Regions from separate parts of the Homo sapiens genome. Here region 2 is linked to region 1. Evidence: chromatin loops called from intact Hi-C (ENCODE). Cell type or tissue: IMR-90. All regions are shown on one strand. Links, peaks and the distances in the headings refer to the core of each region. The heading gives the core; the rest is flanking DNA.

Region 1 (6,080 bases), core at 343-5,342:
TGTTCATTCCTTCCTCCCTTCTTTCTTCCATCTCCCTCTTCTTCTTTCTTCCATCTCCCTCTTCTTCTTTCTTCCCTCTCTTCCTTTTTTCCTCCTTATTTCTTGCTTTCCTTCTTTATTTCACTCATCTAAAAAAAACCTGTAGTATAGATCTTTGAGGAAATTATTTTAGTTTTGACATTCATTGCACAGTTGTCTGTAACCCAGTTAGGGAATTCTTTCCTATTTTTAAAATGAAAATAGCTGAGAGATTTGTGAGGAAAATTTGAAACAATGTTGATTCTGAATGTTTTTAAAAATTTCTAATATTTATGAAACAACTGTATCTCAGATGAGCTTCAATTTGCAAGGCATCATTCCATTTTCATTTTTAATTCTCTGTTCCAATGCCTCTGCTAAGAAATAAGCATTTTCTCATAGGAAGAGATTATTCCTTTTAACTTTTTTTCAATTTTAATTTTTATTCAGCCTCTTACCTTTTTGCTAAAACCAAAAGTTCAAAAGAAAGGTGATCAGGACACTCCCAGGAATTTTTTAGCCATGTGAGAATATATGGTGAAATGATTCAAGTAGATGCAACATGGTCTACTGGAAAAGCACTGAGATTTTGAGGAGAAAACTTAGCTCTGCCATTAGTTAATTGTCATCAAGGTCTTCCTATGAAAATTGTAGTTCAATTTTCAAACATTTATTGTTTTTCTCCAAAGTGCTAGGCATATGCTTTTGTGCTGGAGATGAAAGATGAATAACATGTAGGTGCTGTTTTTGAAGAACATCACTGAAGAGAGAGTGAGCTAAAACAAATAATGATTTGTGTGCTAGAATAGAGCCAGGTTGTACAGAAAGGTTCTATTAATAGCGCTCAGTGATCCCTGCAAAAGAAGCATTTGATTCTGTCCAAAGAGATGAGTACAGAAAAAGCCAAAGAGAAGAAATGATATTTGATTTGGGATTTTGAAGGATGAATAGGATTTAACCAGATGAATACATTGGAGGAAAGATATTCTGGTAGGAACACTGTGAGTAAACAACTGTAGGACTTTGGGAGGGATTGTGAGTAGAGTGTGCAAGATGGAAAGTACGTTGGCATTATAATGATTCATCATCAACAACACCATGTTTGCTTGCCTGGTTGAATGTCCCTGAGTACACCAGCTGACATGGATGCCAGAATTCCAGCTATGAGAATTTCTCCTCTATTTATTTTAAACGTAGGTACAAATCAGTTCTCTTTGAACCCTGCCTGACTTTGCATCATGGTTTCTTCTCCTTATCTACTTCTTTGTGAATGTGATAACTCAACTTTGGAATTGTAACTTTGTTTCTGGCATCGCATCCTTCCTAACATGCTCATTCCAAAAACTACTCTTTCACTGCACTACTTAGGCAAGAGGCCCCCGGCCATGAGTCTCAGAGTTCTCCTCCTCATATCACCAAAGTGTCCCATGGGTTCCAGTGGAAGGTGAGCAATAACAGTATCTCCTGCAGCCACCTCACAGAACTGTTGTGAAGGATAGAGATGATAACAGATGGACCATGTATTCACTTTGGAGGTAAATAGACTTGGATTTAAATCCTGAGTCTGACTGAGTAAGCCAAGTCAAGTTATTTAACTTCTATGGTCCTCGATATTCTCAGTTTCCTATGATGGGGCTAATAGTACCTACTTGGTAGAATTATTGTGAGAATTTTCATTCAATGAATGTGGACTGAACACTTGCTATATGTGGGCTACTATTCTAGGGCCTGGGGATGTAAAAGAGAAACAAGTCCTTGCCTCCTTGAATTCAGACTGTAAATAAACAATTAACTACATAATATAATATCAGAAAGAGTTTGGTGGCTGGAAGAATAGCAAAGGGTAAGGGGAGAGAGAGAGAGGAACAGAGTGAGAGTAGTGATATTGCAGAGGGTGTTCAAGGAAAGCATCTTACCTGCATGAAATAAAGGGATAAACCATGTAGAAATCTGGAAGAAGAGTATTTCAGGCAGATGGAAGAGCATATACAAAACCTCTGTTATGGACTAAGTTGTATCCCTCTAAAAGGCATGTGCTGAAGCCCTCACCCACAGTGTAACTGTATTTGAAAATAAGGCCTCTAAAGAAGTAATTAAGGTTAAATGAGGTCATAAGGGTGGGCTCTGATCCCATGGACTGATGTCCTTTTAAGAAGAGGAAGACATCAGAGCTCACTCACTCTGTGCACACACAGAGGAAAGGCCATGTGAGGAGACAGGGGAAGGTGGCCGTCTACACGTCAGGAAGGGAGGCCTCACCAGTAACCACCCCTGAAGGCACCTTGGTCTTGGTCTTCTCACCTCCAGAATTGTGAGGAAATAAATTCCTGTTGTTTAAGCCATCCAGTCTGTGGTGTTTTGTTATGGCAGCCCGAGCTCACTAATAATACAGGCTCTGAGGCTGAAATGTCCCAGGCATGTGACTGCAGCAGAGTCAGTGATGGGAGGCAGTGCTGGGAAATGCCTTGGAGAAGTAGCCAGGATCCAGGACACCTTTGCCATGATGAGGAGTCAGGACTTGATGCCAAGGGAGATGGCTGTCTTTGAAGCATGTGCTTCAAGGAGTAAAATGACATGTGTTTTTAAAAGATCAAACTGGCTGCTATGTGGGGAATTGACTCTGGGCCAGAGACCATGGTCTTGAGAGCAGTTAGGTAGACAACAGGAGCCCCTAGTGGAGTTGGTGAGAAGTGGTTGGGATACATTTTGGAGATGAAGCTGACTGAATTTGGTAATGGATTGGATGACGAATGGAAAGAAACGAGTCAGGATGACTCACTGGTTATTGGGCTGAGCATCCGAGTGAGTGATGGTGTTTTTGTGGAGACTGCCACTCTTACGTCTGTAATGCTATTCTGCAGACACCAGTGTGGCTCACTCTCTCCCGTCTTGCATGTCTTTCCTAAATGTCACCTTCTGATTCAGACCTTCCCTGGGCAGCCTTTTAAAAATTGCATTGTTTCTCTGTTTCCCTGTCATGCCTTTCTTTTCTCTATAGTATTTATCCCCATCTAACATATTATATATTTTACTTACCAATTTTATTTTCTTCTAAAATGTATATTTCATGCATTTTTATCTGTTTTGTTCACTGCTTTTTAGTTCACATGTCTTGAACGTGGTCTGGTATACAACAGGTGATCCATATTTCTTGAATATAAGGATGGATGAATGAATGAATGAATGGGTGAAACCTGGGGAAGAGGAATCAAGAACTTTGTTAAAATGAGTACTAGTTGGCCGGGCATGGTGGCTCACATCTGTAATCCTAGCACTTTGGGAAGCCGAGGTGGGCAGATCAAGGTCAGGAGTTCAAGACAAGCCTGACCAACATGGAGGAACACCGTCTCTACTAAAAATACAAAATTAGCTGGGCGTGGTGGCACACACCTGTAATCCCAGCTACTTGGGAGGCTGAGGGATGAGAATGGCTTGAACCTGGGAGGTGGAGGTTGCGATGAGCCGAGATTGTGCCATTGCACTCCAGCCTGGGCAACAGGGGAGAAACTCCATCACAAAAAAAAAAAAAAAATACTGGTCAATTGGAAGTATCTGGAAGGTAATTGCTATACCATTAAATGAGATATATATAACAATTATTATTACAAGTATTCTTCCTCTTTTTTTTTTTTTTTTTTTTTTTTTGGAGACGGAGTCTCGCTCTGTCACCCAGGCTAGAGTGCAGTCTTGCAATCTCGGCTCACTGCAAGCTCCGCCTCCTGGGTTCACGCCATTCTCCTGCCTCAGCCTCCCGAGTAGCTGGGACTACCGGCACCCGCCACCACGCCCGGCTAATTTTTTGTATTTTTAGTAGAGACAGGGTTTCACCATGTTAAGTATTCTTCCTCTTCTAAGTGTGCTGCACCCACCTCTTAGTAGACTTTGGTTGGGATTATCTGAGAGTAGTCTTTTTTAGTTCTGTGGCTGTGTGAGCACATGGTTGGGAGAATGTGAGGAGGATGTGGCCATGACCAACTTTATCCTTTTGTAGCCACTCACTCCCCAGCGTCACACAAATGGATGCTTACGCAGATTTCCTATATCCTCCATAGGCTCCTATCTTTGTGCTGAGTATTAATTCCCATCTGTGTTCAAGGACGGTAATCAGGCAGGGGCAGTAATCAAAATGATGTGTACAGCAAAATCAAAGCTTTCGCATCATAATCAAAACCATGCAGTAAATTATAGGAATACGTGTTCTGGTTTAATCAATGACTGATCTTGCTTGGATGCTTGATACAGAGAAAATCAAAGATTTGGTTTCAAATTAGCCAAGGGGAACATATTATGAATGATCTCATATAACTTAGCATGCTATCACAGTGATTATTTTTTAAATAATAAGATTTTGCTGTAGGTCTCACCACACTACTATTTTAGCATACAACGACTAAGAAAAATTCTTTAGTATTTGTCCTTACATAGTGTCTTGAAGAATGACCTGCCCTCCAAAAGCTTGTTACAGGAGAGATGATATAGGCATGAGCAAAAAATGGTGAATGTGCTTGTACCCAGCAGTGTTAAGTAAATTCCGATCTTTGCTGTGAATTGCGAGTGAAAAGTTTGGGGTGAGTATTTTATTTTTCATTGAGAAGTGAAATAATTGTTAGTTTGTTTAGTAGCACTGGTTTTTGGGAATTTTTTTTCTTTTTTGTCTTTACACATTGCAGAGTAGCAGTAAAGAAATAGGTTGGTCTTTTAAAGGGTGTATTTCCTGCTTTTAATAAACACAAGTTTTATGAGAAAAATAAATAAATTTCAATATAAAATTAAGATGTACAGAATATAGATTTAGCACATATAAAAAAGGAAACAAAAATCATTTTACCTTCACTTTAGCCTGGGCTGATTTAACAAAACACCATAAACTGGGTAGATTTTTAACATCAGAAATTAATTTCTCATAGTTCTAGAGGCTGAGAAGTCCAAGATCAAGGTGCTGGCAGATTTGGTGTCTGGTGAGAGCCCACTACCTCACAGATAGCCTTCTTCTCACTGTAACTCACATGGGAGAAGTGGCCAGAGAGCTCCCTGGGACCTCTTTTATAAGGGCACTAATGCCATTCAGGAGGGAGGGCATCACCCTCAGGACCTCATGACTTCCCCAAGGCTCCATGTCTGAACATCATCACCTTGGGGGTTAGGATTTCAACATATGAATTTTGGATTGGGACATAAAGAGTCTACTGCAAATTTCTTCATGTCAGTCACATTTTAACCAAAATCATCTTACATGGACTTCTCTAGAGGTAGTTATATTTTTTAACCAACTGCACTTTTATATGATAACATATTTTTATATGCCACCTGCAAAAGGGCTACCTAATGAGGCCACCTATTTTTTGTAAGTGTAAGAGACTCAGCTGGAAGCAAGTTCAAGTGTGAAGCACTGTCCCCTCTCTACCTGGGACATGGTGCATACAAATGGGAGTAACATGAGCTTTGCAGGGGTCATCTTGGCCTCCTGTCCCACCTCCACCACTTACCAGTCATCATTCATTATTGTTATTCCATGAACAATGCCACCCACAAACCCAGAGTGACTCTCAGTTCATTGCTTGTCTTCACCCAGCGTAATGCCAGTTGTGTGTCCTTAACATCTTTCTCATCTCCTTATTTTGTCCTCACTTCTCTCCCCACTGCCAATGTTTAGGCCTGCAGCAACGATTTCCTAAATTGCCCACCTTCCATCCAGCTTCCATCACACTGCTAGAGTAACACTTCAGAAAATCCAAGTTCAATCCTATTAAAATCTTATTTTAATCAGTCGTCTATTTAATTATTTTTATTATTGCCCATTACTAGGATAGAGAATTCCAAGTTTGTCAAGTAATGAACTGCATGATATTCCTGGTCTCTTTATTCAAAGTCATCTCCTACTTATACCCCTAATGTGTGCGCGCACACACACACACACACACACACACACACACACGTACACACCATCTTGCCTTCCAGGCACCCTCAGCCACCTTTACTACTCCTGGCATGCTGTCTCCTGCACAAGTCTCATTGCCTTTACCCTCTGTGGAATTTCCCTCTCTGTGCTCTTACCAGATCAC
Region 2 (6,080 bases), core at 404-5,403, 410 kb before region 1:
AGCTATATATTTCCTATTATTGTCTTCTCATTTCCAGCGAGCAGTCTATTTCTGACCTAGTATTACGTTTTAGAATTTACTTTAATATGTAGCCAACTTCTCACGCCGTGAGGATCCTCCTCTGAGCTCAGAGACACCAACATCCGCTACTAACTGTCCTCCTCAGAGGTCGGGGTCCCAGCCCCACGGGGATCCTTCTCCAAGATGAATTAACATCCCTCTATAGAGGTCTGAGTTTCAGCTCACAGGGTCCCTTCTCTACAGTTCTCATTTTAATCAGTCCGATACCTTGCCTATGTTCTCCTAGCCCATGGGATGGTCCTTGTTTCCTGCAGCTCCAATTCAGTGATACCTTCTTTTGCCCTTTATTTATTCACTGCTGCGTTACACTTCTTTACATTGAATTCCTCACCGTCAACAGAACCGGTGCAATTTGTGTCTCCTAACTGATAAACCCCTCTCTTCATCTGAAGTGCTCTTCTAATCCTCTCTATTGAAATCTTGGTGAATTTCTGATCTAAGACAATAAGAATTAAACCAATACGTAGTAAACATTTATATTTATTCTGCAAATAAAAGAGCTTCTTAATGATAGGACAGAAAAAACACAAAGGGAGACTTAACAAACACGTCACCAATTTTGGCTAAATATTTACCTTGATTCTACAACAAAAACATATTTTTACAAACATTATTACTTAAACTGACTGGAAAAATACAGTTCAAGAACTCTTAAAAAGAGAAGACACTTTGATCCTGAAACTGAAAACATTAGTATCCTATATAATCGTGAAAGGAAATTGGATATGTTTAATGAATCCTGACTATTACATTGTTCATAGTTAGCAAGAACAGATTATATTTTATAAAACTTCTTGCTTCTCGGGGTCAAACTAAACCATTTGGACATTTCTTTCTCATTCACCAGCATGACTTTTTCAAAAATTAGCCACAGTTTAATTGGGAAGAAGTTTTGTCAGGAAAATTAAATTAGCTGGGATGCAGATTAAAGGATTATGATTTCTTATCTATTTTGGTAGCTTCTGTTTATCTGTAACATTTCTCAGATAATGGACTACAGTAGATGGCTCAGTTTTATTTTGTTTAATGAGATGTTGAGCTTGCTTTTCTTATTTAGCATATAAATTACTGTAACTACTGATTTTTGAAGAGTCACATTTTTTCTTTTAATGAACCTACCTTTACTGAACTTTTTTCAGACTACATAATGCTTGCTTTCTAAAACAATTTAGAAGATACATAAAATTATACAAAAGAAAGTAGAAGTTGCCTGAAATCTCACTATCCTATTATGTATGCAGATTAATTTACATAATTTTATATAAAAATGGAATATAATGAATTTTTTCATATCACTTTGTAAAGCTTTTTGGCATTACCTTTTAATGCTGACCATGAGGACAGCCTGCAACCCAGCAATCCCAGACCTAGGTATACACCCTAGAGACACCCTTGCCCATATGCCCCAGGAGACATATACAGGGATGTTCATAACAGCCCCAAAGAGAGTAAAAGGAAAATAGAATCTCAGGACTCCAAACTCACTATGCTGAAGAGAAAGTTAAGCTTGGGAACTGAGTCATGCAAAAACCTCCTTCCTTTCATTCACAAAGTGATGGCTATAATTTCACAGGCTTACTTTATGTAAAAGGTAGATTTACTGAGCACACGATGAGTGCATAACTGACTTTTTCTTCTATTCCCTTCTTTTCCCATGTAAAATGTAGATTCACTGAGTGCTAATCAGAACTTCACAAGAATGTAACCACTTGCTTCCTTGCCTATCCACCCTTCTATTTTTTTTTTCTTTTTTCTTTTTCTCTCTCTCCTGCTTGCTCTTTCCCCTTTAAATATTGAAATCCCCAAGCCCTCAAGCTTTTTTTCCTGGAAAAAGCACAAGCTCCCCAAGATTTTTTGGGGAAAAACACAAGTCACAGGTTCTACTGTGACTTGAATTTCTTTTTCCCAGGCCTGCCCTCAACCTTGGCAAAATAAAATTCTAATTGACTGAGATCTGCTTCCATCACTTTTTGGTCTACTGAAGGGGCAACACACCTGTCCATCAATAGGACTGGAGGCACCAGACAATTGTGCCTTTCATCTTATGTGATATTTCTTTATCCTGTTAAGGCTTTCAATCTTAAACTCTCTCTCATGTGCTATTAATATTGTAAAACTTGTGTTCTTTTTATTTTTGTCTTGGAACTACAGTGTCAGTATTAAAATTTCCCTTTTTCTTAAAGAAATGTTTTCCTCCTTTCTTAAATTTTGTACAAATTTATTCTTCAAGTTCAGGAAGTTTACCAGGGAATTCCAGATTTCATTTATTCAGCTCTGTCAGGAGCTCATTTCATCCTTTAACCACGAAGAAACTATCTTGCCTCCACTTAGGGTGGTTTTTTTCTATTATTTAATTACTGCCTCCCCCTCATCTGTTCCTACTTACAGCATATTAGAGTTTCTGGAGTTTCACTCCAAATTGCTTTTGGTTCACCTCTTGATGGCCAAATCCTTGTAATGTGTTTGTGTTTAGAGAAATTTAAAAACACAGGGTCTTCTTGCCTGTTATATCTGGTCTGCTGGAGTCTGGCTGTGTCGCCCAGGCTGGAGTGCGGTGAGGCAATCTTGGCTCACAGGTTCAAGCAATTCTTCTGCCTCAGCCTCCCGCATAGCTGGCACTACAGGCGTGTGCCACCACGCCCAGCTAATTTTTGTATTTTTAGTAGAGACAGGGTTTCACCATGTTGGCCCACATGGTCTCCATCTCCTGACCTCGTGATCTTCCCGCCTCGGCCTCCCAAAGTGCTAGGTGTGAGCCACTGCACCCGGCCTGCTCTTGTTTTCAATATTTCTCCTGAATTATAAAATTTGAAAATGATCTGTTTTTGTTTTCAAAAGAACTTTATTTTGTAATTAAATCTTTGTATGTCTCTTTATTTATTGACTTACCAACTTTAGATTGTTAGTTAAAGTTGTCATCTGTTTCCTGGAGTGGTTATTTTTGCTGGAAGCTACCTGTGGAGGGTGATCGGACCCATGTCTTCCTTCCTGTGACTTCTGGGTTCACCTCACTTTATTATTATTTTTCTGCCTCCTGTGGATGACTCACCCTTAAGTCTAGCCTTAAGTAAATATTTGATATCTACCAGGAGCATTCAGGAAAAAAAAATCACACTTATTGGTGATAGATCAGAGGAATTCCCATTAAAGTCTTAAGGCAAGGATAGTTGCTATCATGGTCACTGCGTTGGTGATCATAACCAAAATAATATGACAAGAAAGAAATTAGGTAAATTGATTAGAAGTGAAATGAAAAGACTGACATTATTTACTGATGATATCACCTGCCCAGAAAATCTAACCATATCAACCAAAATATTGTTAGAACTAGTAAGAGAATTTATCAAGATGGTCAGATGTAAGACTAACCTACAAATCTCAGATAGCATTCGATACCAGTAATAAATGTTACAAAATATCTAGAAATAAATCTATCAAGAAATAAGTATAAGACATAAGAAGAAAATTATGAAACTCTACAAAAGGGAAGAAAAGGTAATGAGTATATAGAGAACCATGCAAAAATCTTAGATAAGAAAATTCCATATTATAAATATTTCAATTCTCCACACATTATGCTATAAATTCAATGCAATTACAAATAAAATTCACTTTGGAAATTGTTATAAAATCTTGAGAAACTATATTTAAATCTCATCTGGAGGAGAAAAAATAAAGATAAAAATAGCTAATGTACTTTTTATACAAAACAAAAATAATAAGGCATTACTTTCCTGGTCTGCTATCAGAACTTATTCTAAATCTGCAGTCATTAAAACAGTGTGGCAATAATTTTAGAAAATATGGAAGAGTCAGATAGACTAAATAGGCCAAAAGCCGACCTCTTTTCAGTGGGAAATTCAATAGGTGATAAAGATGGCATTTTAAATCAGAAACCAAAGGATGAATTCTTCAGTAAAGTATATTAAGATTGTGAATTCTGCATTTGGAAGAAAAATAAATTCGATTAACTGCTTCAAATTTGTTACAGATCAGGTTCTTCGGGAAGCAGTTTATGAGACAGGGATGTGTTGGCAGGAAGTTTTTTGGGGAGTTGCTCTTTAGATCGACACCTGGGGAATGTAAAGGAATCAGCAGTGGGCCCCAGGAAATGTCGAGCTGCAGTTTAGGCTCAGTTGAGGCCTGGGCCAACCCTAAAGGGAGCTGTGAAGCTGGGGTGTCCCTTTAGAGCTGTACAGTGCTGGGGTCAGAGGGCCAGCATTTATAGTCCCACAAGGATCAGTCATTGGATGTGGGCTGGTCCCCAGAAGGGAGCATGAACTTGGGCGAGGCAGCTCTCCCCCGCTGAGAGGGTTGACACTACAACATTCACAAAATGAATTCCAGATGTATCTAAAAAACAATGGTAGGAAACTAAGATATGGGGTGTGAGTTTTTTAAAAAGTAGAATGTATCATAATATAGGGTAAGAAGGCATTTCAAATGATAAATGAATTTGACAACTAAAAGATTGAGAAAGTCTATAAACATATTTTAACATAAAGAAAGCCAAATGGCACACTGGGAAAAAAATATTTGCAATGTGTTTTAATCAATGTGTGATGCACAGAATGCAACAAAAAGTAGCTTTCCTTTTGATTTCCAAAAGACAACCTCAAAATTTTTTTATTCTTTTTTTGAGACGGAGTCTTACTTATTGCCCGGGCTGGAGTGCAGTGGTGTGATCTCAGCTCACTGCAACCTCCACCTCCTGGGTTCAAGAGATTCTCGTGCCTCAGCCTCCCGAGTACCAGGAATTACAGGCACTCACCACCATACCCAGCTAATTTTTGTATTTTTAGTAGATAAGTGGTTTCACCATGTTGCCCAGGCTGGTCTCAAATTCCTGACCTCATTTGACCTGCCCACTTTGGCCTCCCAAAGTGCTGGGATCACAGGCAAGAGCCATCGCACCCAGCCTCTCAAAATTATTGAGTAGAAGCTTCAGAGGGCCCCACGACTTTTCTGTCCTATGTTCATGTGTCAGAGTCGAAAACACACTCTCATTTTAGTTCAGGATATTAATCAACACTTCGAACTTCCTTCTGAGATAAGATTTCTCCTCCTTCTCGCCAGCTCTGTGCTGCATTTGGTGGGGTCCCCGGCCATTAGAGAGGGGGATGTGGTTGGCTTCTGTTTGTTCTTTTATTTCGTCTTCCCTCATACCCTCTAGCTAGCTGTGGCTTTAGACCCTGCCTGGCAGAAAAGTGTGGGCAGGAGGAAGGAGAGGTGAAGATATGGAGCTGGAAAACTTCCAGTTTGCTGGGGATGGATTTTGTCACCGCTGACTTCTTGTGTTCTGGGGCTGGCTGATGTTTAAAGGGAACTCTCTTACATAAGATATTTGGTGGGGTTTTTGGATACCCCAATGGCCTCTCTCAACCCCAACCACAGCATTCGCACCTTCCTGGTTCATGCCTCCGATTCACTGGTGGACTATACCTCAGACTCTTGCTGTTAGAGCTCCCACATCCTTCCAGATCATTTAAGCACAGTTGAGAAAGACACTCACATTCTTGGACCCACTGTGAGTGGAAAAATCTTTCCTTCCCAAATGTAGCCCTTTACAGTCTCTCTAACTAGTTTGTCACCGTCTAGACCTCTTGAAGAAGAGGCAGACAGTAGTCTGCTTTTTCCCACCTGCAACCGCATGGAGAACGTTGCTCCTTGGTGTGAAGGGAAGGAAGGCGCTTTGCTGGTTCTGTGGGACCTGGGCTCAGGCAGGAGGACTCGCACCAGGCAGAGCCTCTGTTAAGAAATCCCTTACGAATCCCTGTCCATCTTCTCAACCTGCTGTGCATAAAGATTTTCATTTGTTTGTTTTAGGTTCAAATGTATTCTTTTTGAGAACATCCTGTCACGATATATAACTGAAAAGTGATTACCATCCAGAACTCATAAGGAGCTTCTACAAATCAACAAGAAAAAGACAAATAGCACAGTAGAGGAATGTGGGAATGGTATATACAGACAAATACAGAAGGAGAATTAAACAAAGA

The links. Peaks named below come from ENCODE experiments on the same cell type or tissue, not always from the same donor. Only the 100,000 strongest peaks of a DNase experiment are listed, where the experiment ranks them.
Region 2: it touches region 1 in a loop (3-fold over the local background); 5 of 110 quality-filtered maps call a loop at or near these places.

What each region holds. Positions count from the first base shown.
Region 1 is chr20:8,451,795-8,457,874 of GRCh38, forward strand. All of the region lies in intron 3 of PLCB1 (phospholipase C beta 1), which reads left to right. LOC124900459 (a long non-coding RNA gene) reads left to right here. Exons shown (of 2, transcript XR_007067518.1): 2 at 1-6,080. Among named protein-coding and RNA genes, the nearest start is that of PLCB1-IT1, 210 kb to the left of the region's middle. In IMR-90, for the core only: a CTCF peak has its summit at 2,693; a DNase peak (open chromatin) is centred at 2,797.
Region 2 is chr20:8,045,151-8,051,230 of GRCh38, forward strand. No RefSeq gene overlaps it. Among named protein-coding and RNA genes, the nearest start is that of TMX4-AS1, 28 kb to the left of the region's middle. In IMR-90, for the core only: no CTCF peak of the experiment used is centred there; no DNase peak of the experiment used is centred there.